Regions from separate parts of the Homo sapiens genome. Here regions 1, 2, 4, 5 and 6 are each linked to region 3. Evidence: chromatin contacts called from ENCODE Hi-C or POLR2A ChIA-PET data. All regions are on one chromosome and are shown on one strand. Each heading gives the region's core, a stretch centred on a gene start or an enhancer-like site at or near the end of the contact. The rest is flanking DNA. Distances are from core to core; before and after follow the strand shown. Region 1 holds the start of CIPC (CLOCK interacting pacemaker). Region 2 holds the start of GSTZ1 (glutathione S-transferase zeta 1). Region 3 holds the start of ALDH6A1 (aldehyde dehydrogenase 6 family member A1). Region 4 holds the start of SUSD6 (sushi domain containing 6). Region 5 holds the start of SLC39A9 (solute carrier family 39 member 9). Region 6 holds the start of VIPAS39 (VPS33B interacting protein, apical-basolateral polarity regulator, spe-39 homolog).

Region 1 (3,842 bases), core at 1,169-3,668, 3.0 Mb after region 3:
ATTTCCATAGGTTTTTGGGGAACAGGTGGCATTTTGGTTATATGAGTAAGTTCTTAAGCGGTGATTTGTGAGATTTTGGTGAACCCATCACCTGAGCAGTATACACTGCACCCAATTTGTAGTCTTTTATCCCTCACCCCCTTCCCACCCTTTCCCCTTGAGTCCCCAAAGTCCACTGTATCATCCTTATGCCTTTACATCCTCATAGCTTAACTCCCACTTATGAGTGAGAACATACGATGTTTGGGTTTCTATTCCTTAGTTACTTCACTTAGAATATAAGTCTCCAATCTCATCCAGGTTGCTGCAAATGCCATTAATTCATTCCTCTCATAGTTTATTTATTTGCCCCTTCGGAAAACTAAGATAGGACCACACCTCATGCTTTTGCTTATTTCATTGATTCTTTTTTTGCTTTGTGTGCGTCGTACTCTCACCCACTTCCATTACTGCAAATCCAACTTTTAGCTATCCTTAAAGATTTACCTACTGATCTCTTCCTACTCCAACAACCAAAAAAAAACAAAGTTTTTTTTTCTCCCTTTATTTTATTAATTAGGTTTTGTTCACAATCTTCTGGTACTTATCCCATTCTCTTTCATATTATTTATTACAGCGCGTCTTATTTCCCATATCAGATTTTAAGTTATCTGAAGGCAGATTGTTTTATTCCACTTCAAAAGAAGGCAATATATTAATAGCTTCATGGATAAAAGCCACGGTTTTCGTTTGTTTGTTTTGGTGAGACGGAGATTTGTTGCCCAGGCTGGAGTGCAATGGCACGATCTCGGCTCACCGCATCCTCCGCCTCCCAGGTTCAAGCGATTATCCTGCCTCAGCCTCCCGAGGATTACAGGCATGTGCCACCACGCCCAGCTAATTTTGTATTTTTAGTAGAGACGGGGTTTCACCGTGTTGCCCAGGCTGATCTTGAACTCCTGACCTCAGGTGATCCGCCCGCCTCGGCCTCCCAAAGTGCTGGGATTACAGGCGTCAGCCACTGTGCCTGGCCAAAGCCATGGGTTTTTAGTTGAGTCCTAATGGGCAAAAACGCCACACAACTGGAAAAAAATACCACCTGCGTCATAAACTTGTAAGGAATCATAAAAGGATGCATATAAAGCGGCCCGGCTCCTAATTACTTGGTAATTGTTAACTATTGCTTTCACTCTGTCCCCAAAACAAAAGCCTTACATGGTGTAGGCATATTACTTGTTGGTAAAGCTGACTACTAACAAGTACACCCATACCCAGTAATACATTAGAATTACCTGTGTCTAGAGGACTAACGTGATTAACCACGACCTAGCAGCACTTACAAAGGCCTGGATGACCAGTATAAAACAATTCCCCACTATCTAAATCAGCACTGTCCAATATAACTTTCTGCGATGCTGGGAATGGGCTATATATAATCTGCACTGTCCAATAAAGAGGTCACTGAGCTCCTGAAATGTGGCTAGTACAACTGAGAAACTTATCCAGTCGTTAGTGACCATCTTACTGGACAGCTCAGCTCTTGAATCTGCCTCGACCCGTCAACTCTTTAAACTCGCCCATGTCCTCTTTTTCACTAGCGAAATAATTCTTTTTCTAAGTAACCTTCACTGATTCAAGGCATCAGAACGTCAACTGATCCCAAGCCCTTTTTTTCTTTAGCTGTTACACACGTGTGTTCACCGTGAACCTTCACCAAGAAACAGCATCCATATAAAACCCATAGCACATGACAAAGTCAGTCAAACATCAAAGGTCATGAAATCATCTACTTAAAATAACTCATCGCGCCTCGACCTCGTGAAGCACGGTCTCGAGGGTGGACGGGAACAAAAAACAAACAGGGCGACAGGCGTAGAGAAAATGCGAGGAGCACGCGGGGAGGTCTGGCACCCCTGTCACGGCGACTCCAGGCTGAGGCCGCCCGCACGCCCGCTCTCCCACGCCGGGCACTGTCGCTCCCGGCACGCGCACAGGCCGGACACGACTCGCCCCGGCCCCCACCCCCAACGGCGGCACGGCGGCACGGCGGCACGCACCAAGACAGTGCGAGAGTCGCTCCTCTCTCTGTATCGACTCCAAGCCGGCCCCACCCCCGGCTCCTCTGAACCCCGCCTGGAAACCTTGCCCAAGCCGCTCATTGCTCAAGGCCCCCGTACAAAATGGCGGCGAGGCCTGAGGAACCAACCATAGAGACGCCCGCCGGCCGCGGACAGAGCGTAGGCCTCTGAGCGCTGGCCCCGCCCCGCGCCGGCCTGGTCTTCCGGCGGGGGCGGGGAAAGGGCGCATTTCCAAGGGCCCTTCTAGGAGAACAGCGTGCGGTCTCCATGGTGCCGGGTCATCCGAGTCGGGTCACGTGGCTGGCGAAAGCCGTCGCGGAGGCGTGGGGAGGAGAAATGGGCGGGAGGCTGTGGGGATAGCGAGACACCCAGCGACGACGAGGTTGTCATGGTGCCGCGGGGCCGTGCTCGCGCATGCGCCACCTGACCCACAGGCCGGTCGTGGAGCTGCGACCCCGGCCCTAGGTGAGAAAGGGAGGGCTCGGTCCGGGAGGAGGGGAGCAGGGATGACGGCGGGAGAGGGATTGGGCGAGGAGCGTGGGGAAAGGAGGTGGAAGTAGGGGAGAGAGGAAGAGGAGCGAGTAGGCAAGAGGGGCAAACCGGGACTTTCGGAGGACGGAGAGCCAAATGGTGGGAGCAGGGCTTTGGTTTGCTGTGAGGGGCGTGGGAGAGGGAATCGCGGGTGAGGAGGGGGCTGCGTGTGGGGAGGAGGCTTGTGTGAGGGGCAGGTGGGCCCTGGTCTAGCCCTGGGCGCAACCGCCAGCCGGCTGGGCGGGGAGAGAGCTTGGAGTCCAGCCCGGCTGGGAGCTGAGGGCCAAGCAATGGGCAGGTGAGTGGGCGCCAGAACTAGTAACTGGGCGAGGGTCCTGGGCTTCCGGTTTGAGGTCGGGGGTGGTACCCTGTTCTGGCTCCAGGGCACAGGTGTGCTGCCTTTTCCAGAGACCTGCCGTCACCCTCGTTGCTGGTTGTTTCCCCTGAGTGGCCAGCTTGCCAGGCTTGGTGTCGGGGGTAGTGTTTCTGGGGAGAAGGTGGGCAGTGCCAAGTAAGGAGTTAAGTGGTTAGTGGGTGGGTTCGGGGGAGCTCTGATCCCGGCCCAGGTCACAGGCTGGAGCTAGGCTCCCTGTTATTGCTCAAGTCCTGGCAGTATGCATTGCCTGGGCGTTTGCCCTGGAAGGCTGGTGGTATGCCAGTCACAGCACAGTACTAGGGTCTGCCCAGTTTTGCCCTGCTGAGCTGGCAGGCTGGTGGATGCCTGGAGGGTGCACATGCTGCCTGGCACAGATGCAACGTGGGCTGGTGCGAATGGGTAGGTGGGCACTGTTACTGTGAACTAATTGCAGCAGGGGATCGGAGAAAGTTCTCTAAGCTCATCTCCCCTTTGAAAGGTGAAAATAGAGCCAAACTGGTCTAAAACATAGGAAATTGTATGGAATTGGGGTTCAGGATCTTTGACACGAATTTTCAGCCAAGTTGGAGAAATGGAATGAATGTGGAAGGGAAGATGAATATTAGACATTTAGGTAGACAGGGTTTTTCCACTGTTAAGATACCCAGACATTCTCCCAGAATGGTATCCCTGAATATGCAGGCCAAAAGAAAATGACTTCGGAGAAAAGCTAGTAATGTATTTATAATTCTAACGGGGATTACTCAAGGTTTTCTTTCTGTGACCTTATCACTTTATTGTATTTAAGCCTCTGGTTGGGCTTTTACCTCACACTTCTGTCCAGGCACACATGTTATACACGTGACACATTTTAAAGGGAACTTGAGCTTCCAGGAATG
Region 2 (3,891 bases), core at 1,392-3,891, 3.2 Mb after region 3:
CCTGATGACATCAACACCAACTCCCAAACGCAGACCTCCCTCATAGGTGTGCAAACACACAGATCAGCACCACCTTCTATCAATGCGGCTGATACAAATCACATGCTTCTCCTGAGATCCTAAGGGCCTTACTTAGGTTATGCCTTGTCTAGTGATTGAGGCTGCAACTGTTCAGTGACACTGCCCATGTGGTTTAAACCACTGTAATGGTAATCAAATTTGATGGTGATCCAAATAAAAATCTAACAAAAATCCTGGAGTGGCCTGCACTCCTCCAAGTAATATGTTAGTGTAAGGAAGAATGGGTCACAAAATATCTTTCCATTAATCATGGTAGTTAATTTTTTTTTTTTTTTTTTGAGACAGAGTCTGGCTTTGTCGCCTAGGCTGGAATGCAATGGTGCGATCTTAGCTCACTGCAACCTCTGCTTCCCAGGTTCAAGTGATTCTCCCACCTCAGCCTCCCGAGTAGCTGGGATTACAGGCACCCGCCATCATGCCCGGCTAAGTCTTGTATTTTCAGTTGAGACGGAGTTTCACCATGTTGGCCAGGTTGGTCTCGAACTCCTGACCTCAGGTGATCTGCCCGCCTCGGCCTCCCAAACTGCCGGGATTACAGGTGTGAGCCACTGCGCCCAGCCTGGTAATTACTTTCTTAAAAAAATTTTTACAAGGGTAGTGGGCTATTGTAATTACTGGTAATGACACCAAAGATCAGAGATCAATCTGAACCCCTGTGCACAGGTCACAGTGGTTAATAGACTGGTCTTAGACTGCAGCCCAGATGTCTGAAATAAGATTCCTCGGTGCCCCCAGGACTTATTCACAAGTGGCTGAATCCAGGACCCTGGAGGGCATGGTTGAGGTAAATACTGTAAGCTGGCCTTATTCTGCTGCTTAGAGTCCCATTGACAACAACCTTAATTAAATGCTGTAAGGGACAAACTGAAAAGATGTGAGTAGCCAGGGGAGTTGTATATTCATGTGAAAATCTGCTAGAAGCCAAGACCATAGAATCGAGGAGTGAGAGAGGCTGTCAGATTGCTCGTGCCTCTACACATCATTCTGGGTATACCAAGAATGCAAGGCCCTGACTGCATCTCACCTGGGCCATTTCTCATGGTTGTGTTTGCAGCAAGCAACTTTGAGAGAAGAGGCAGTGTCTCCCTCCAGGACAAAGAGGAGGTCTGCGTACTGCCTTCTATAAAACAGCAGATTTTCCAAGCTTGTCGTTCCTTCACTTGGATGCAACCCACTGCCTGTGCAGTCATCCATTTAAACCCATAGCGTCACCCTGTGGGACTTGGATGGCAAGGGAAACTGCTTCTAACATGCATCCTATTTCCTGTAATAAAGTCCTTTGTCTCTAACCCAGGAGTCTCATCTTCTGCCAGCAGTCACGACACAATAACAAGCTAATTTATTAATTTCTAAATAAAGCAACCCTGACAGTCTGTTTTCTTGCCTGCTTTTTGCTTAAAGAATTCCATTTCTGACACCCAGTATCTGGATAGTACAAGCTAAAACCTTTAAGAAAATAAATCTCTTCTCACAAGAAGAGTTCTGCCTCATAAAATCCTTTGGTCACCATACCTGAACACCCAAACTGTCCTTGCCCTATAGGATAAAGGTACACAGTTAGGTATTTTCTCCTCTGTTGATGCCTGAAAATCCTGCAGACATAGGAACTCAGGCCTTAGAAAATTCTGTACCCAAAAATTTGCAATTCTCTTTGGAAAGTTGAAAGCACCTTTAAAAGCCACAATTTGCAAGCCAGGTGATGCACTGTAGCATAACCTGGAAGACATGAGGGCTGCTTCCTCAGATACTAAGAATCCCACTGCCCCACCACCAGAGCAAAACGATCCCCCTCCCAGAGAATGCACCTCGCCAGAGGCCAACCCACCCGATACCTCAAGTTCCCCTCCACCGTGGCCCTCCTCCTATAGATCCCGCCCCCTCCGTACCCTCGGGCCAATCAGAGGGCGGCGTCCCGTCGCGGTTGCCATGGTGCCCGCCGAGTCCCTCCCATCACTCACCAGATGTGCGGCGGCTCGTCCAAGCGGTGGAAGCGGGTGGCGAAGGACAGCAGCGTCACCAAGGCCAGCAGGGCCCACCAGCCGACCGCCTCGAAGCGCCGTGAGCCCCAAGCAGGCCGTTTGGGGCTTCGCGCCACAGCCTCAGCGGCCACGTCCCGGCCTGCGGCCCTAGCAGCCTGGGGGCCACAGCGGCCCCTCCGGGGACGCAGCTCGGACTCTGCCAGGCCTCCGCCCGTGGCCGGCGGCATCTTCCCCCTCCTCTGGGTCGCCCTCCGGCCCGGAGGCACACTTTGTCTGACCAGCCGCCCCGCCAAGGAGTCACAAGAGGGCAGCTCGGGGTACCCCGGGAAATGCAACGCCCTTCACTGCAGCGGAGCGCGGGGCCCCGGGCTCGGGGCGGGGCGGGCAGCGTGGTCGCGGCCCGGGCCGCTAGGAGGCGGCAGGAGGCGCAGAGCATGTCGGGACCGGGAGGGCCGGCCGGCCCGGGGCGGGGGGGACTGGGCAGGAGGGGTCGGGCTCAGGGAACTGCAACTCCCAGCAGCCCCCAGGTACGGGGCGTGGCGGGAGAGCTGGGCGAGCCAGAGGCGACCGGAAGGATCTTTCTAGTCCAGCCCCTCGCTTTACCCGGACGAAAGACACGGGCCTGATTCGTCGAGTCTCACTGAGCCTTAGTCGTCGGCAGGTCCCAGGCGCGAAGTTTCTCGGCCTGGAGGAGGGGGTCGCGCGAAGTGCCAGATGCAGGCGGGGAAGGTCTGTGACGCGCACCCGGGTGGAGGGAAGCTGGTTAGACACCTGGAGACCCTGGGGGGCGGGGTCAGAAGTGAGCTGCACCGCCCGCCCAGGCCGACAACGACTCCCGGCATGCAGTGCTTTGCGCCGGGCACGCTCTGCGCCTGCGTGCTGCGCGCTGCCCGCTGGGGCTCGAAGTTCCGGGAGGGTTGGGCCAGAGGAGGCGGTCCTGGTAGGGAGTGCGTAGCAGGGTGGAGTCGCTGTCCGGTCGCGCTTCACTTCTGCTCCGCCCTCCCTGCTCCCCATAACAGACCCCTCCCTCCACTAAGGCTTCCAAACGTCGCCCCAAGCCTCCCAATTTCTCGCAGCCCTTCATGCTCTTCTCTTGGCCCTAGCAGGAGGTGACCTTCCAGTAATGTTTGTATTTTAAGAGTCCCCGGGCCGGGCGCGGTGGCTCACGCCTGTAATCCCAGCACTTTGGGAGGCCGAGGCGGGCGGATCACAAGGTCAGGAGATAGAGACCATCCTGGCTAACACGATGAAACCCTGTCTCTATTAAAATACAAAAAAATTAGCCAGGCGTGGTAGCGGGCGCCTGTAGTCCCAGCTACTCGGGAGGCTGAGGCAGGAGAATAGCGTGAACCCAGGAGGCGGAGCTTGCAGTGAGCCGAGATCGCGCCACTGCACTCCAGCCTGGGCGAAAGAGCGGGACTCCGGCTCAAAAAAAAAAAAAAAAGGCCCCGAGCGAGGAGAGGCAGTCATGACAATCACCTGGGGAGCTTCACGGCTTTCACATGTTCTTCCCGGGGCCTGCTCCAGAGCCACTCTGTTCATCTCTGGTGGAACGGGCTCGAGAATCTGCATGTTTTTATAAGCGGTCTAGATGGTTCTTAACGTGCCATGAAGTTTGAGAACCACTTTTGTGGCACTAAGGAAGGTGGCACGTTAGATGGGACTTTGCGTCACGTTAATAATGTATAGTCCTCCCTCTTCCAAATGGGATTTTAGGAGTCTTTTTCTCAAATCATGTGTAAGACATGGTTTAAAAATAAAATCTGCTAAAGTAATCAGAATGCATATTTGAATTGGAAACACAGGTCTTCTAGGAGTGCTGATGAGATGG
Region 3 (3,743 bases), core at 1,244-3,743:
ACTTTGGGAGGCTGAGGTGGGAGGATAGCTTGAGTTTAAGAGTTCAAGACCAGCCTGGGCAACATGGTGAAACCCTGTCTCTACAAAAAATACAAAAATTAGCTGGCATGGGGGCACGATCTGTTGTTGCAGCTACTCGGAGGGCTGAGATGGAAGAATCACTTCAGCGTGGGAGGTCGAGGCTGCTGTGAGTTGTGATTGCACCACTGCACTCCAGCCTGGGTGACAGAGCGAGACCCTGTCTCGAACATTCCTTTATCTCTGCATGGGAGTGATAATATCACAAGGAGCAGAGAGAGGTTTTAGGTTAAGTTTGACTACTCTTCGTGGCAGAGAAAAATAAGCTGAATACTTAAAATAATTGAAAACATTAACTTTCTCCTCTATAAATCCTTTTGATAGTTCTCTAATATTCATGGCTGCCAAAATCGAGGTTTTTTTTTTTTTTTTTTTTTTTTTTGATGGAGTCTTGCTCTGTCGCCCAGGCTGGAGTGCAATGGCACGATCTCAGCTCACTGCAACCTCCGTCTTCCGGGTTCAAGCGATTCTCCTGCCTCAACTTCCTGAGTAGCTGGGATTACAGTCGCCCGCCACCACACCCGGCTAATTTTTGTATTTTTAGTAGAGAAGGGGTTTTACCATGTTGGTCAGGCTGGTCTCGAACTCCTGACCTCAGGTGATCCACCCACCTTGGCCTCCCAAAGTGCAGGGATTACAGGCAGGAGCTACAGCGCCTGGCCCGTAGGCTACTTTTTATCGAACTTTTAATCAAAGATTCACGTTACAACTCCTAGTTGGCTGAGGATTACTCTATCTGTTCTTTTCCAGGTCACTTCAGAAGTTTCTCCAAATGAATCAGAAAATACATAGTGTCTGTTTCTGAAATAAAAGTACATGGAAAGAGAGATTCTTCTCCTTGATGGAAAAGGACAAAATACTTTCTTAAGGTTCTCAATGACTCATTGTGATGGGAGGGGAAGAGGAGGCAAAGGAAAAAAGCCAATTTCAGTAAAAGATTTCAAGAAGTTGGTAAGAAAAATATAGGGTGGAAACTTTGTTTTCCTGCTACTAAAAAAAGATACTAGAACAGAACAAGGATCGCAGCAAGAAATATGAGTGAGGCCAGACCATCTGCCAAACCCTTCAAACTCATCCTTTCTACCTTCCCCATTAAATAGCATATTTAAAAATGAATCTTTGCTGACTCTGCCAAGAATCTTAAAACTGCCCAAGTTTCTTTACTAGAACTCACGGAAACCTGGTGAATACTAATATTACCTAAAAGCTCAGCAATATAGAGGAAATTCTCAGACTGGATGTAATGAATAAGAACGGCACTGTTGTTTCTTGCAGACTGTTTCTTGCCTGCGGTAAATCTTGCCACATACTCTAAATCCTTGGTAGGCCATGAACAGGGGAAAGACTATAAACAGAGTTGGAGATTACAGGCCTCAGGCATGCAACTCCTGTAGCTTTACCATTTCTCCTTAGGTTGGCTTCAGAGAGGACTCAATCCCCCAAGTGCAGAGATGAGGGTGTGTAGCACTAGAAGAGCTGATTTTGGGGTGGGAACTTAGACTTCTTGTCTTACCTGGCTCCCACTTTCTATCACCCGTTTTAAAGATGTTTGGTACCTTGAACATACATGGAACATACTGGTAGCTTTAACTGTGTGCCCTTATCTACCCTATCTATGTAGATGTGCCCTATCTATGTAAACTGTAACTTAGCTGAGAAAAAGTTTAACTCAAAGTTTTGGCAAGAAAGGGGACAGCCAGTCCATGGAAAATACAAAGAGCCACACTTAGGGAAAATAGCTTAGCAAATGGCTGCCTTTGGTGAAAATCTAGAGTCCACCTCTAGAAGGAAATTCAAAGTTCATACACTGACCCTCGCCCCTCGCGTCCCCCCTCCCCCTTACCTCAGATCACCACGGATAGTGAAGTAGGGTGGGGGAAGGGAGCAATGGCAAAGTGGACGCTCACGGCAGGGGACAGAGTAACCAAAAAGAGTAGTTTCTGGGGGAGAGAGAGAAGGCTGGTGCAGAGGTAAAAAGGAAAGACGGTGGGCGGATGGAGAGATGAGGGCAAGAGAGTGACAGCAGGGAGCGGGCAGAGCTGGAGAAGGAGAGTGGGCGAGAGCCAGAAAAGAGGAGGCTTAGGAGTAAAAGGGTAGAGGGCCAAGGGTAACAGCCCAGGGTTGGATCCGGGACCAGGGAGGTTATGAAGTGAGGGCTGGGCATGGGACAGGGCCGCACAGGTCGGGTAGGAGGTCTGGCCAAAAAGGGGTTGGGCCAAGAAGGTGGTCCCGCCCGAGGATGGCTCAGGGAGCGGACGGAAAGGATCCAATTCCTAGCTTCATGGTGCCTTGGCACCACCCTCACTCGCCTGCAGGATCCGGGCTCGCACTGCCGCCGCCGCCAATAGCGCCGCCATGGCTCTCGGCCGCCCTAGCTCCGCACCCCGCGCCTCTACTGCCCAGAAGCACTACAGCTGCCAGGCCTCGCCCTCCATCCTGCCAGGCTTCCTCATTGGTGGGGAGGACTATTTTCTCCAGCCAATCACTGGTCCGAACACCTGATTCCTCTCCTCACACCCCCGTCCTGGGGATAAGTGATTGGTTAGGAGCGAAAATGCTCTCGCCCTCTGCCACCTCAGCCAATGACGTAGGCGGAGGTAGAGAAGACGCCCCTGACTTGGACACTCCCTACCGAGCACACGGGGAAGACGCCCCCCTAACCTGGAACTCCGATTGGCCAAGGGCGGAACCGAGGCCCCACCCCCCCACTGAAAAAAGTAAATAAGACCCTTCAAGAATTTTGCAGTCGCTCCACCTCAACATCCGCGTAAGGGGCGTGGCTATACTTAGGGGCGGGGCTAGGCAAAGATTGCCCTATGAGGCGAGGGAATGAGACTGGGCTGCGAGTTGGGGATAGGGTTTCTCTTTGGGGGCGTGGCTTATGGAACCTCGTTTTCCCGCCGACGGTTGGCCACGTCACGTGACATGGGTTGGAAGATGGCGTCTCCCACAGACGGTAAGAGCCGGCTTAGAGATCTTTGCCTGCAGCCTCCTTCTTTGCTCTACTGGGAACATCCACTCTGTCTCTGCCCCTCGAACATACATTTCTTTCTTGGGCTCTTCTCCTTTCCCTTTTATTTTTTTTCTTGAGATCCATCGCCGTCTTCAGCTCACCGGTTCTTCACAGCAGCTCCGGAGGTGCCCAGTTTCCCCGCTCTGTACCAGGCGTGTGGAGGAGGGCACTAGGGAGGGACTCATTCTGGGTAAAAGGACAGGGGGGTCGCCCTGTGCCTTCCTTATCTCTATTTGGGCGAGGCTGAGGGTCGAGGAGGAGATGTTTCTGGAGGACGTGGCTTACTGTAGTTTTTTCCTTGGGGTACCCATTGAAAGGATCAGTTCTCTTCTGATTGAGCGCACGGATGGAATGATTCTCACAAACCCTCGCAGGGCTGCTGGCTGACCTCATCTCGATACTGAACCGCAAGAGAAACATGATCTCTCTCCTGTCTCCTCAGTTTGGGACCATTGCCGTGGCAGCAAGAGAAGCGGGGGACGTTCTCGGCCCCTCGCCCTGAGAGTCGCGAGGAGAATCAGTATTGAGCTTTTAAGTGTCGTCTTGCACAGGTCGCAACCTGTCTTCCATCTGCTTTACGTGTTGTTTCTTAAGGCTGAGTGAATTAACGATTTCTGTTTATATATTGTGTAAAATGCAAGTCATTTCAAGT
Region 4 (3,728 bases), core at 745-3,244, 4.5 Mb before region 3:
CACTGCAACCTCTGCTTCCTGAGTTCAAGCAATTCTCCTGCCTCAGGCTCCTGAATAGCTAGGATTACAGGCATGTGCCACCACGCCTGGCTAATTTTTGTATTTTTAGTAGAGAAGGGGTTTCGCCATGTTGTCCAGGCTGGTCTCAAACTCCTGACTTCGTGATCTGCCTGCCTTAGCCTCCCAAAGTGCTGGGATTACAGGCGTGAGCTACCGCGCCCGACTGAGGATTTTTGGGTAGTGATGGACAGATCTGCATAGGGTCTCACAAGGGATTTTATAAGGTGGCAGTTCTTGTATGAAGTTACTGAGCCTCTTAATGGCCAAACTGACTTCAGTGCACAGCCAGGGGCTCAGTTACTTTGGCAGTTGATCTGACCTGAACCATCCATGCCTGCTTTCTTCCCTTTCCTTTCTTTCTTTTTCTCCTTCCTCCATTCATCTTCTCCAATTCTTCCTCCATCCCTTTCCCTTGCTTCCTTCCCCCTTGTCCCCTCCCTGAGCCTTGGGTCTGCCTGGCATGTTCCTGCTGCCCACACTGATTTGGTTGTGCTCTGAGGCAGACCCAGGTAGTTCTGAATTGTGCTTTTCAATCTTCTAGTGGTCTGGGCAGTGTGGCCCCAAATGAGCAGGAAGGGAGGGGTGCCCATCTTCTCTAATGAGTCTGGACCCAAGAAGGCAAGGAAGAAAGAAGGCAGAACAAGGATAGACTTATGAAAAAGGCATTATAGCAACGAGCCACAGGTTGCTGTGGGGCCCAGAAGGGAAGGGTTCTTTTGGGGATGGGTCTGTGTGCATGGGGAGGAGCATCCTGTTTATTTGGTTCAAGCTACTTCACAAGGACATGCCCTGTTAATTCACAGTGCTTTTCCCGAAAGCCTACTAGAACTAGGCCTGGTGAGAGGCCCTGAGAAGGTGTATCCTTTTGTCCAAGAGCATCTGGGAGAAGAGGCCTGCCTGACCCAAGCTGCAGCAAAGACACAAGTCTGTAGGTCCAGATGTGGACTCTACCACTGATTTACAAGTAGGAGTTCCTTAACACTTATGGAGGACCTCTGAGACCGACACGGTGCAAGGCCCTGGGGTACAAAGATAAAAAGCCAGAGTCCTCCCCATCAAGGCGCCACGGGCCCTGTAAACACATAAACCGAGGACACACTGCATGAGAGATCACCAATAAACGATGTAGCCATACAGTGCACAAACTGCTCACTCAGTATGTGCTAGAAAATAGCCCCAGAAGGCAAGGCTCAAGAGGGGAAATACAGTTAGGAATGTGGCAGGCTTCTAGCCCGGGCTCTGCCAGTCCTGGCTCTGAACTGCGGTTTTCTCAACCTTGAGATCCCTTGTGTGCTTTTAGTATGCTGAAGGATCACTCACTTCAGAATGCTAGTGAAAATACAGATTCCCAAGTCCGACCCCACTGAATCACAATGGCTGGAGGTCATTCGGGGCCCCGAATCTGCATTTTCACCCCCACCCACCCCCCGGGCAGCTTTAATGTTGGCAGGCTAGGAACCACAGTTCGGATTACTGCTTAACAGGGAGATAATAACCTGCTTCAGACGAGCTAGGTCAGACGAGCAATTCAAGAGCTAACAAGGCAACATGCGCCAAAAGCCTTGTAAACCTCAGGGCAGTACAATTCTTTGCAAATAATAGTAATTCAATCATGCAAATAATAATAATAGTAAACGAACTGGAGAGCGCACTGGAAACGCCGCATAGTCCAGCTGAGTCGGTGCCACCGCCCCATCCACTCCAGCGCAGAGGGACTGTCTCTTTAAGGACCCCCCACCTCCCCAACCGCGTCGCTTCTCCCTTGGGTACCTGGCCCGGCCGGCGGCGCGTGCGTGCAGGGCCTCCCGGCGGGGCGGTCGCGGCGGCGCGACGCCGGCGCCGTTGCGTGCGCGCCTGGCCCTGCCCCTTTCCCGCCCCTTCCCCGCCCCCTCCCCTCCGCGGGGCCTCCCCCGCCCGCGCGGTACAGCTGGGTCAGTGACGCGGGCGCTGCAGCCGTCGCTACCGCCGCGTTCTATTCTCCGAAGCCGGCGACCGCCCCACCTCCTCCCTCCCTCCCGCCCGCTTCCTCTGCCCACAGCGCCGGCCAGAGCGAGCTAGACAAGGGCACGCGGGGCCTCGCCTAGACCCGAGAAGACTGCGGGCGCGCGCAAGCGGCGGCGTGGAAGCTGTGAGCGCCCCCATCCCGGAGGTCTCCGCCGGCTCCCGGGTGAGTTGTCACCGCGGCCCGGGGGCGGCGGGGCCGGCATTGTGCCATCGACGCGCTCGGCCGGCTGTCAGGGGCGCGGGACCAGCGCGCACCGCCCAGGAGTGACGCTGGCCGGAGCCCGGGCCGGCTTCGGCGGCTCCCCGCGCTTCTCTGCGCCGGCCCGCTGTCACCCGGCCGCGAGCCGCGCCGCTGGGAGCCCCGCGCTGGCGTGGCGCGGCCAGCCGGCCAGCAGTGGGGGCTGCGCGGCCGGGGGGACCGGCGGCTGGTTTGCGGCCGGGAACTTGGTGACCCGCGGTCCGGGGCGCGCCGTCCCGCGTCGCTGCCCGGGCAGCACCGGAAGAGCCAGACGCCGTGCCGATGGGTGCAGAGGAGGTAGGCAGAGGCCCTCTGTGCCACTGTCATTACTGCCCTCAGCCCAGCAAAGCTGCGGGGCTTGCGCTGGGGCAGGGCTGGCTTAGAGAAGGTGGATTTCCTGAGGAAATCTCAGAGCCCGCCTGTGCGCACCGCGGCATTCGGGAGCCCCCGCGCCTCGGCTGCTCTTTAATCTCAAAAACTTCTCTTATTAACCAGGCTAAACTCCCCGAAACCAGCTATTTTCTTTCAAAAAGTAGGCACGTACATACAGACTTTCCTTTTTTCGCTTGGTTTTGAGACCCCAGCTATGAGTGTGGATCTGACTCTCCCTCATGGGAGTCGTGGCTGGGGAGCTGCTGAAGTGGAGAAAAGTTACCCTGGACGAATTTAGGAGCAGGAGGGGGAGGTGGTTATGGGGACAGCAAGACCCAGGAGCAAAGAGGCGTCAAAATAAAGTCTTGGGCTGGTTAAAGGGAAGTTGGCGTCTGGGCAAGGAGGCCTAAAGCTGTTGTTCCCACAGAATTTTCTTTCAGTGGCAGGCGACATGCTGGGCTTTGTTGCTCTCGCTAACTGGGCTCCTGTGTGCTCTTCCAGAGGTGCAGTAAGATTACTCAGTTCAATTAGGCCTAGGGATTTACTCCCTTTTTTGATCTACAGAGATGGGAAGTATGTCTTTCCTTCACAGTAGTTAATTCATTTCTTGCTGTTTTCGTTCCTCTGGTGTAAAAACATACATAGGAGTTACGCACACACACCTTTTCTGTTTTGGGAATTCCACACCCAAACTGTCACCATCTAGTGGAGGCTAGTAGAGACATGTGCTTGGCACTGACTTCTGAGTTCTCTGGGTTTTGTGTTTTTAGCTAGAAGCATATTCAACCAGAAATTAAAATTTTCCTGGAGTTGGGGGAGGTATGTCTACATCTCAGGAAAGAAGGTATTTAAGCAGCAATAATATGGAAAGGTTCTTGAGGACTTACTGAGTACCAACCTTTGTGCTAAGGGCTTTACTTTTTTGAACTCATTTAATAACAGACTTTTGATGTAGATATTATTATCCCCATTCTTCTAGTTGAGACCCAAACCAAACAAGTTAAATAACTCGCCCATGTCACATAGGTATCTCATGGTGGAGCCCACAGTCTGA
Region 5 (3,650 bases), core at 1,119-3,618, 4.7 Mb before region 3:
CGATCTCAGCTCACCGCAACCTCTGCTTTCCGGGTTCAAGCGAATCTTCTGCTTCAGCCTCCCAAGTAGCTGGGATTACAGGCATGCACCACCATGCTCGGCTAATTTTGTCTTTTTAGTAGAGATGGGGTTTCTCCATGTTGGTCAGACTGGTCTTGAACTCCCGACCTCAGGTGATCTGCCTGCCTCGGCCTCCCAAAGTGCTGGGATTACAGGCGTGAGCCACCGCGCCTGGACAAAATGATCAGAATTTTTAACCATCAAATTGGAACAGAAATAGCTGAAGCCCAGACTTTCTGAATAAACAATGGAAAAATAGTACATTTAACATGACATGCAAAACCAAGGGTTATCATACCCTTCTCTCCCCATCAAGAACTAAACCACTTTGACTAAAAGTTTCAGAGGGTTTGACATAAAAACGGAACTTGGTGACAAGAGACGAAGGATTAACTCTCACCTGTAATAACCTGAGCAGTCAAAGCCTTTGTTAAATCGATTTAAAAGCCACAGAAAGCATCATATTAGATTATTTGTTATACAGAAGTCTTTGTAAGCTAGCTACTCAAAAAGTTTCAACGAGTCATTTAAGAAAAAATAATTTTGTAGAAACCACGTGCATTCTTGCAACAGAGGTTGCCCTATACACTAGCTATCTCAACTGCTACTATAATAATTGTATTCCAATTCTAATGCAAATTAAAGGACTAATTTGAAAGGGTAAGAATGGAAAAAGCTATACAGCATGTTGCTTTTTATATCTAGTCTTAAAATGAACACCGGGCAAAGTTTACTATTTTCAGTACTTACTGCCCAAAGACAAGGATTAAAAATCACTAAGAACATAACATGATACATTTTAAAAACTGTGGTCAAGTGGTTATCATTTTTAAATGGCAATGCTTTCCTGCTCAAATTCTTTACAGATTATACCACCTCTCAAGCCAGTTTTGGTCACTTTCTTCGAATTGGAGCTTACTGATCATCCCGGTTGGGTTCTAATAGAGCTGGTCTCTGAGCTGAGCCTACTTTTCAGCCTCCAGCCCCAAGAGGATATAAATACAGATAAGTACAGGATCGAGGGCTGAGGGACGCGCCACACGCAATACCTAGAGGTCTCAAAAACAGGAAAAAAAAAAAAAAGGCAGAGCACAGGAAAACGAAAGCTGAAAAAACACTGCAAAGCAAATACGTCCTCTCCTGGCCCACATGCTGGGTATAGCTGGATCTGTCAGCTTCGAGAATAGTTAGACAACCCTGGCCCATTGTTCCTACAGCAGGCTAGAGCATTTGGAGGGAAAAATACCATATCCGGCAGGGCCCGGTGGCTCACGCCTGTAATCCCAGCACTTTGGGATGCCGAGGCGGGTGGATTGCTTGAGGTCAGGAGTTCGAGACCAGCCTGGCCAACATGGTGAAACGCCGTCTCTGCTAAAATAAAAAAATTAGCCGAGCGAGGTGGCGGGCGCCTGTAATCCCAGCTACTAGGGAGGCTGAGACAGGAGAATTGCTTCAACCCAGGAGGCAGAGGTTGCAGGGGTCTGAGATCCCGCCACTGCACTCCAGCCTGGGCGATAGAGTGAGACTCTCTATCTCAAAAAACAAAACACCTCCCCCACGTCTCCCTCTACCGAGTAACAATCGGGAGAGAGTTCATCCTCAGGCCCAAGGCACGCCGGACCCGAGCGAGCAGGCGGGCGCGCAACCGCAGGGCGGACCGGGGCTCCGAGGCCTAGAGTCAGGCCTGGCGTCCCTGCGGCGGGAAGAAGGGTCAATCCACCGACTAGAGTGGCGGGGAGCATCACGCGGCGCTGCATGGGGCTCGTGGGGAGGGGAAAACGTATGGGGCTGGGGTCGCTCTGGAGGCCGGGGACTCGGACTCGGGTAGCCGCGGAGGCCTTTCTCACCATCGCGCCAAACTCTCTTCGCTACAGCAGCTGCCGACACCGCCGCCGTTACACGAGCTTAACTACAACGCCGCTAACAGCCAATCCTCGCGAGAGGAGCCGCCGGAAGTCGTCGAAAGTGCAACGCAAAAGAGCCTTTTGGATCATAGAGGCACAGTCACTTCCGGCAGCTAGAGCAGCTACTGACTCTGTTTCAGCCATCTTCGATAAAGGCAAAAAGGTAAGGGAAAGTTTCCAAGCTTTAGGAAGAATTATTTTTTTTCAAGACGCTGTCTTCCGTACTTTCGTTATTAAACATACGGCTCAAGTGATCACCGGTATAGACAGTGACATCAGACATCTTTCATTAGCCCTACTCAAAAATGGCGGCAACGTAAGTATCCTGGGCCGGAGGTCGGTTGTAACCCGGAAGTGCCTTTGTAAAGGAGGGGGTGGTTAGACAATCCGGAAGTGGATGGAATGAAGAGATGCCACTTGGCGGCCATGGCAGCTGTAGTATCGGCGACTCCGGGTCAAGGCCCGGTCGAGTGCAGTACCATGGGCAGCACCGGGTATAGGGCAGAGACAGCTTTGTGTCAACTTTGCTGCTGAACCCCTAGGACCCATCGTTAGAGACCTGCAGGACTCCTTTCCTCATCCCAGGCTCGGAGGAGAGTTTGCTGGGACTGGTGGGCTGGTTTCCTGCTCTGGGGGGCGGATCACCTTCGGGGCCGCCTCTTGGAGACAGGGGCGCCTAGGGAACGAACAGGTTCGCTTGAGTCACTTACCCGCCGCCGCCTAAGACATTGTGCCACCCTCAATCCGACAATCGAAGAAATCGATCATTCGCACATTTTCCCCATTGACTTTTCCCATCTCTGTTAACCCACGAGAATCTAATGACTGGCATCTGAGAACCCAGAGCCTGGGACCTTAGATTGCTGTAAGCTTTCTCTGGTGCTAATATCAGCAAAAAGGGTCTGTTGCCGGGTACGTTCAAGAGGAAGGTGCCTCGTGAACACATCTGCTGGTGGGAAGGCCTAAAGAACTGGAAAGCCCACTCTCTTGGAACCACCACACCTGTTTAAAGAACCTAAGCACCATTTAAAGCCACTGGAAATTTGTTGTCTAGTGGTTGTGGGTGAATAAAGGAGGGCAGAATGGATGATTTCATCTCCATTAGCCTGCTGTCTCTGGCTATGTTGGTGGGATGTTACGTGGCCGGAATCATTCCCTTGGCTGTTAATTTCTCAGAGGTAAGAAATTCTCAATTTTCTGTCAGCTGTCAGGATGGCTGTGAGATAGTAGTTTTAGTTGCAAAGGGAAGCTGCTTCCCTAGTTAAATCTCAAAGCTGAAGGTCTCATTAAGAAAGACTATCTTTTTTAAAAGATACATGACACTTAATAATAGAAAGAAACCTCATATTCATTAGTGGAATTCTTAACCTGGGGTGGATAGATATTCCACGGAAGATCCTGGAGTATTCTGAATCCCCTAGAATTGCTTACAAAAATTTGAGGTTCTGTGCATTTACCTGGAGAGAGGCACCATAACATTTCTTTTGATTCTCAGAGGTTTCATGGAATCAAGATTCCAGATTGTTATCAAGAAAATAAATGGAGGGCTGGGCGCGGTGGCTCACGCCTGTAATCTCAGCACTTTGGGAGGCTGAGGTGGAAGGATCGCTTGGGCCCAGGAGTTCTAGACCAGCCTGGGCAACGTGGCGGGACTTTGTCCCTACAAATGAGGCTGAGGCAGGAGGA
Region 6 (3,546 bases), core at 190-2,689, 3.4 Mb after region 3:
CCCGTCTGTTAAATGGGCATAACAGATGACCTACCTTAGAAATGGTTCTGAGGAGTAAACCAGTTAATACATGTAAAGTGCTTAGTGCCTGACCCAAAATTAACACTCAATAGTAACTTTTATTATTAATACATCATCCTGGTACCTTGGGAAAAGCTAAAAAAGAAAATATTTTTTAGCAATCCTAAAGATTAAAAAAAATACAAAAATTCTGAGTAGCCACAAATGCTGAAGATGTGTATAGAACATATAAATGTCTCTGGCACACATGTCAGTTCATAAATCACTCTGTCATTCGTTTGATCCTCAGAACAATCTTGTAAGGTAGGCCTGGGAGATTCCATTTCCATGTTACTCATGGGGAAAGTGAGGCACAAAAGAGTTCAGTATCAAAGCCACTTTGTTAAATGCTCCTATTTCAAATTACAATCCAGGCTTTCTGGCTCCTAGACCATTTCTAGTGTCTTGCATGGTCCTTCTACCTATTTTTCACTTTCCAGAAAACTAGAGATCATTCCTTCACTATAGTAATTATCTACAGATAGACATAGAATGTGTCTAACAAACACAATAATCTACCAGAGGATTTCTGGAATCTTTTTAACCATGCAATGGCAGTAGACAACTGCCATCAATTTGTATTTATAACGCCAAATGAGAAGCTAGGTTTACTTGGCAAGTATAGATAATGATCTAGTGGCTCTAGAGTTATAAAGTAATCAGGTACGATTGTCACTCTTAAGAGTGACAGGTGCTTCAACATGATTTAAAATACTTCAGAGGTTTGTCTTTATCGTCTCTTGTTTACTGACAGCCCACAAGGCAGGGTGAGAGACCTCAGGGGAGAACAGGAACTTTACAAAGGAAAACAGAAGAATCAGCAAGAAAACCACAACATGCTCCCTGCCTCAGAAAACTCCAAAAACCACCTACTGAGAAGTCAGACTTGGTTTCAATTATCTTCCGAGCCAGGAAGATACAGGTGAGGCTTGTGAACTGAGACCAGGGAACAAGAGTTAAGCTAGGATGACTCTACGGGTGAACGTCCAGGAAGCCATGGATCTACCGCAGTCGTCAGAGCCCAGCGGATCCCTGGCAGAGTTAAATGCTCGTTCTGAACCAAATGTCCGCTTCCGAACCAATCGCTGGTGCTCACTCGCAGCCCCAGTCCCAAGCGTACTCCAGCGCCCAAGGGTCGCCCTGACTGAAAGAAGAGAATCAGGCCTGTAGTCATAGGGTGTAGGGATGCCTCCTAGAAGAGGGGAAAAGATCAAGATGCGGAGAGGCTGGATCCAGCCAGATACGCGACCCAAGGGGCTTGGGACACCCTCACCTCTTCCGCACAGAGCCCTCCCTCTCAGGACAGCGCCAGCCTCCGCCGCCGCTGGACCAGCCCTTCTATTCAGGCTGTGCAGCTTAGAGAAGGGGGCGGAAGGGAATAATCGTAGGGCGGAGAGAAAACACGAATAACGAGACCGCAGGGCATGCTGGAAGTCGTAGTTTCTTCTGCCTCTGCTGTCAGGCGCTGTCCCGACGAACCACAAGGCTTCTTGACTACAGCCCCCAGAAACCCCAAGCACCGTGCTAGGTCATTTCCTCTCCTTTCCGCGAGACCTTCCGCGGTTATCCAGCGAGTCACGTAGCAAGACTACAATTCCCATGAGGCTCAGCAAGGGCGATTTAGGGTCCAGGGAAGCAATGAGACGTGTTCTTTGTTTTCCTATGGGTGAGGAATGGTTGTATGAGCAGTTGGGTTTCGGGACGCTTTTTGGGGAGAACCCGATGGAGTCTGAAGGATCTCTAAATCAGGCGGAACCCACGGTGCGGCGAGTTGGGACGGAAGTAACCGGTGGGAGTGGGGAGGAGCCGGAAGTTAAGGAGGGGAGGGGGTGGAGGGAAAAGCAAGCCAGGAGGTGCTTGCGGCCGCTTCTAGTAGTTTCCAGGCGCTGCCGGGCGGCTGGCACTAAGCGGTCCTGAGGCTGTGGCTACGGCTGCTCCGGAGCTGGTGGCGCCGCGATAGGAGAGCCGATGGCCAAGTGGGGTGAGGGAGACCCACGCTGGATCGTGGAGGAGCGGGCGGACGCCACCAACGTCAACAACTGGCACTGGTGAGGGCCAGAAAAGCAGGCCGGCCTTGGGAGACCTGCGGCCGGGCCAGGGTTTCAGGGTTCCTAGAACCTCGGCCCGGACAGAGCTGGGGCTGAGGTAGCCCTGTCCGGAGATGGGGGTGGGTCCTTCCTGTGGCAGGGGTCCGTAGCCCCAGGCCTCTCCACTCCGCGGTCACCTTCTCAGTGTTTGAGGGGAGGGAGATGGACGTGGAGGGCTGCGCCCCAGAGGAGGGTTGTCAGAGAGACTAGGAGATAACGCCCTGGCTGCTGCATCCAGCCCGAGCAGGGAGGTGCTTATTACACGTGGCCAGAGGAGTCACTGAGACTGGAACCTCCTTTGATTGTGTTGGGAGATAGCTGTGAAAGGCCTAAGGCCAGGGGTCTGTAATTCCTATTTTGCGGCCTGCGGTAAAATTAAAAGTCATTCATAGGGGACCGCTGCAGCGGTCCCGCGGGAGATTGAGAACGTGTTGTGCAGGTGCTCAGAGCTCAGATAGCTGCGGCCTCTCACCCGGAACTATCAGGTCGGGTGTGTTGGAACTCCAGGTTGCCGAGCAGCCGTGGTTTTATAACCTGACCGTTCTTAAAATAACTGCCCTCCTTCATGAAATCTTCCCAAAGTAATATTAGTTTCCTTATTTTTGAATTCCACTGAACTTTTTTCGTAATGTTTGTATTGTACCGTTACTTTGTTGCAGCCTTTTTTGCTGTTGTTTTCTCTAATAGTTGATAAGTAGGAAGGCAGATAGTGATGTTTCTTTTCCATATCTCACTTTGTATTCTCTCTTCTTAACATGCAGAGTACTTGACCTAATTTTTGTTGTTTGTTTTGAAGCCCTGGACTTAACGTTTTTGTGGCCATCTAGGGGACAGTGAATGTGTAGGAAGTTTATAATGCAAGTGCGAATCTGATAGGTCAGAACACCGTGCCAATGAGGTCAGGGTTATTGGTTTAATCCTTTCTGGGCCTTTTAGCTAAGTACTATTCTTTCATGGTCCAGTCTGTGTTCCTGATCTCAGCAATATGTGCAGTTTTCCACTTGGTCAAATGGGGGCGCCATGTTAAAGTATCAAGTATTCCCCCGCACCATCATGCCGAGAAAGGAGAGCATAATTTTCCATTGAGTTTATACCATTTTCTACAGCAGCTGTCTTTGTTGACAGTGTGCAACCCCTTGTCTTCCTAAAAAAGAATGACATGTTTGTGGACATACTGGAGTGCGACTGGGAGTTTTTGTGTTCTTTTCAAACTATTTGTCAGGCCTCCTTTAACCTCGTATTCTCTTGCATAGAGCAGCGTATCCTCCGTTTGACTGCTGGTTCATAGCTCTGTTTCTGCTTTGCAGGACGGAGAGAGATGCTTCAAATTGGTCCACGGATAAGCTGAAAACACTGTTCCTGGCAGTGCAGGTTCAAAATGAAGAAGGCAAGTGTGAGG

The links. A loop is a pair of places that touch in the nucleus more often than their neighbours do. ChIA-PET counts read pairs that join two places held with the same protein, here RNA polymerase II (POLR2A). Pooled maps may share reads with other maps.
Region 1: a loop to region 3 is called in a map of CD8-positive, alpha-beta T cell, with 24 times the contacts of the local background. The contact joins the promoter of CIPC here to the promoter of ALDH6A1 in region 3. A Hi-C loop is called at or near these places in 1 of 168 maps with a recorded cell type or tissue (CD8-positive, alpha-beta T cell), 1 of 37 single-sample maps with no recorded cell type and 9 of 50 pooled maps. POLR2A ChIA-PET finds 5 or more read pairs at or near these places in 1 of 52 experiments (B cell).
Region 2: a map of B cell shows a loop between it and region 3 (25-fold over the local background). The contact joins the promoter of GSTZ1 here to the promoter of ALDH6A1 in region 3. A Hi-C loop is called at or near these places in 2 of 168 maps with a recorded cell type or tissue (B cell and CD4-positive, alpha-beta memory T cell) and 13 of 50 pooled maps.
Region 4: a map of naive thymus-derived CD4-positive, alpha-beta T cell shows a loop between it and region 3 (8-fold over the local background). The contact joins the promoter of SUSD6 here to the promoter of ALDH6A1 in region 3. A Hi-C loop is called at or near these places in 1 of 168 maps with a recorded cell type or tissue (naive thymus-derived CD4-positive, alpha-beta T cell), 1 of 37 single-sample maps with no recorded cell type and 4 of 50 pooled maps. POLR2A ChIA-PET finds 5 or more read pairs at or near these places in 1 of 52 experiments (H1).
Region 5: a pooled map shows a loop between it and region 3 (27-fold over the local background). The contact joins the promoter of SLC39A9 here to the promoter of ALDH6A1 in region 3. A Hi-C loop is called at or near these places in 2 of 37 single-sample maps with no recorded cell type and 5 of 50 pooled maps.
Region 6: a loop to region 3 is called in a map of B cell, with 14 times the contacts of the local background. The contact joins the promoter of VIPAS39 here to the promoter of ALDH6A1 in region 3. A Hi-C loop is called at or near these places in 2 of 168 maps with a recorded cell type or tissue (B cell and CD8-positive, alpha-beta T cell) and 8 of 50 pooled maps.

The regions. Positions count from the first base shown.
Region 1 is chr14:77,095,840-77,099,681 of GRCh38, forward strand. CIPC (CLOCK interacting pacemaker) reads left to right here and starts at 2,419. Exons shown (of 4, transcript NM_033426.3): 1 at 2,419-2,522. LOC124903350 (a long non-coding RNA gene) reads right to left here and starts at 2,179. Exons shown (of 2, transcript XR_007064275.1): 1 at 2,037-2,179; 2 at 626-1,061. RefSeq lists enhancers at 1,650-1,699, 2,061-2,890, 3,030-3,189 and a silencer at 1,880-2,029.
Region 2 is chr14:77,318,395-77,322,285 of GRCh38, forward strand. GSTZ1 (glutathione S-transferase zeta 1) reads left to right here and starts at 2,642. Exons shown (of 9, transcript NM_145870.3): 1 at 2,642-2,789. The coding sequence starts at 2,775. POMT2 (protein O-mannosyltransferase 2) reads right to left here and starts at 2,489. Exons shown (of 21, transcript NM_013382.7): 1 at 2,040-2,489. The coding sequence starts at 2,287. RefSeq lists silencers at 1,976-2,025, 2,256-2,635 and enhancers at 2,716-2,985, 2,863-3,724, 3,256-3,305.
Region 3 is chr14:74,081,960-74,085,702 of GRCh38, forward strand. ALDH6A1 (aldehyde dehydrogenase 6 family member A1) reads right to left here and starts at 2,494. Exons shown (of 12, transcript NM_005589.4): 1 at 2,388-2,494. The coding sequence starts at 2,435. LIN52 (lin-52 DREAM MuvB core complex component) reads left to right here and starts at 2,997. Exons shown (of 6, transcript NM_001024674.3): 1 at 2,997-3,034. The coding sequence starts at 3,016. It also overlaps a transcript of BBOF1 not described here. RefSeq lists an enhancer at 2,906-3,085.
Region 4 is chr14:69,609,602-69,613,329 of GRCh38, forward strand. SUSD6 (sushi domain containing 6) reads left to right here and starts at 1,995. Exons shown (of 6, transcript NM_014734.4): 1 at 1,995-2,227. RefSeq lists a silencer at 1,744-2,513.
Region 5 is chr14:69,396,324-69,399,973 of GRCh38, forward strand. SLC39A9 (solute carrier family 39 member 9) reads left to right here and starts at 2,369. Exons shown (of 7, transcript NM_018375.5): 1 at 2,369-3,142. The coding sequence starts at 3,047. It overlaps ERH (ERH mRNA splicing and mitosis factor), which reads right to left and starts at 1,976. Exons shown (of 4, transcript NM_004450.3): 1 at 1,908-1,976. The coding sequence starts at 1,910. RefSeq lists enhancers at 976-1,484, 1,485-1,992, 2,194-3,393, 2,322-2,661 and a silencer at 1,985-2,225.
Region 6 is chr14:77,456,162-77,459,707 of GRCh38, forward strand. VIPAS39 (VPS33B interacting protein, apical-basolateral polarity regulator, spe-39 homolog) reads right to left here and starts at 1,440. Exons shown (of 20, transcript NM_001193315.2): 1 at 1,334-1,440. AHSA1 (activator of HSP90 ATPase activity 1) reads left to right here and starts at 1,932. Exons shown (of 9, transcript NM_012111.3): 1 at 1,932-2,108; 2 at 3,455-3,546. The coding sequence starts at 2,029. RefSeq lists enhancers at 1,238-1,760, 1,379-1,838, 1,761-2,283, 2,009-2,188.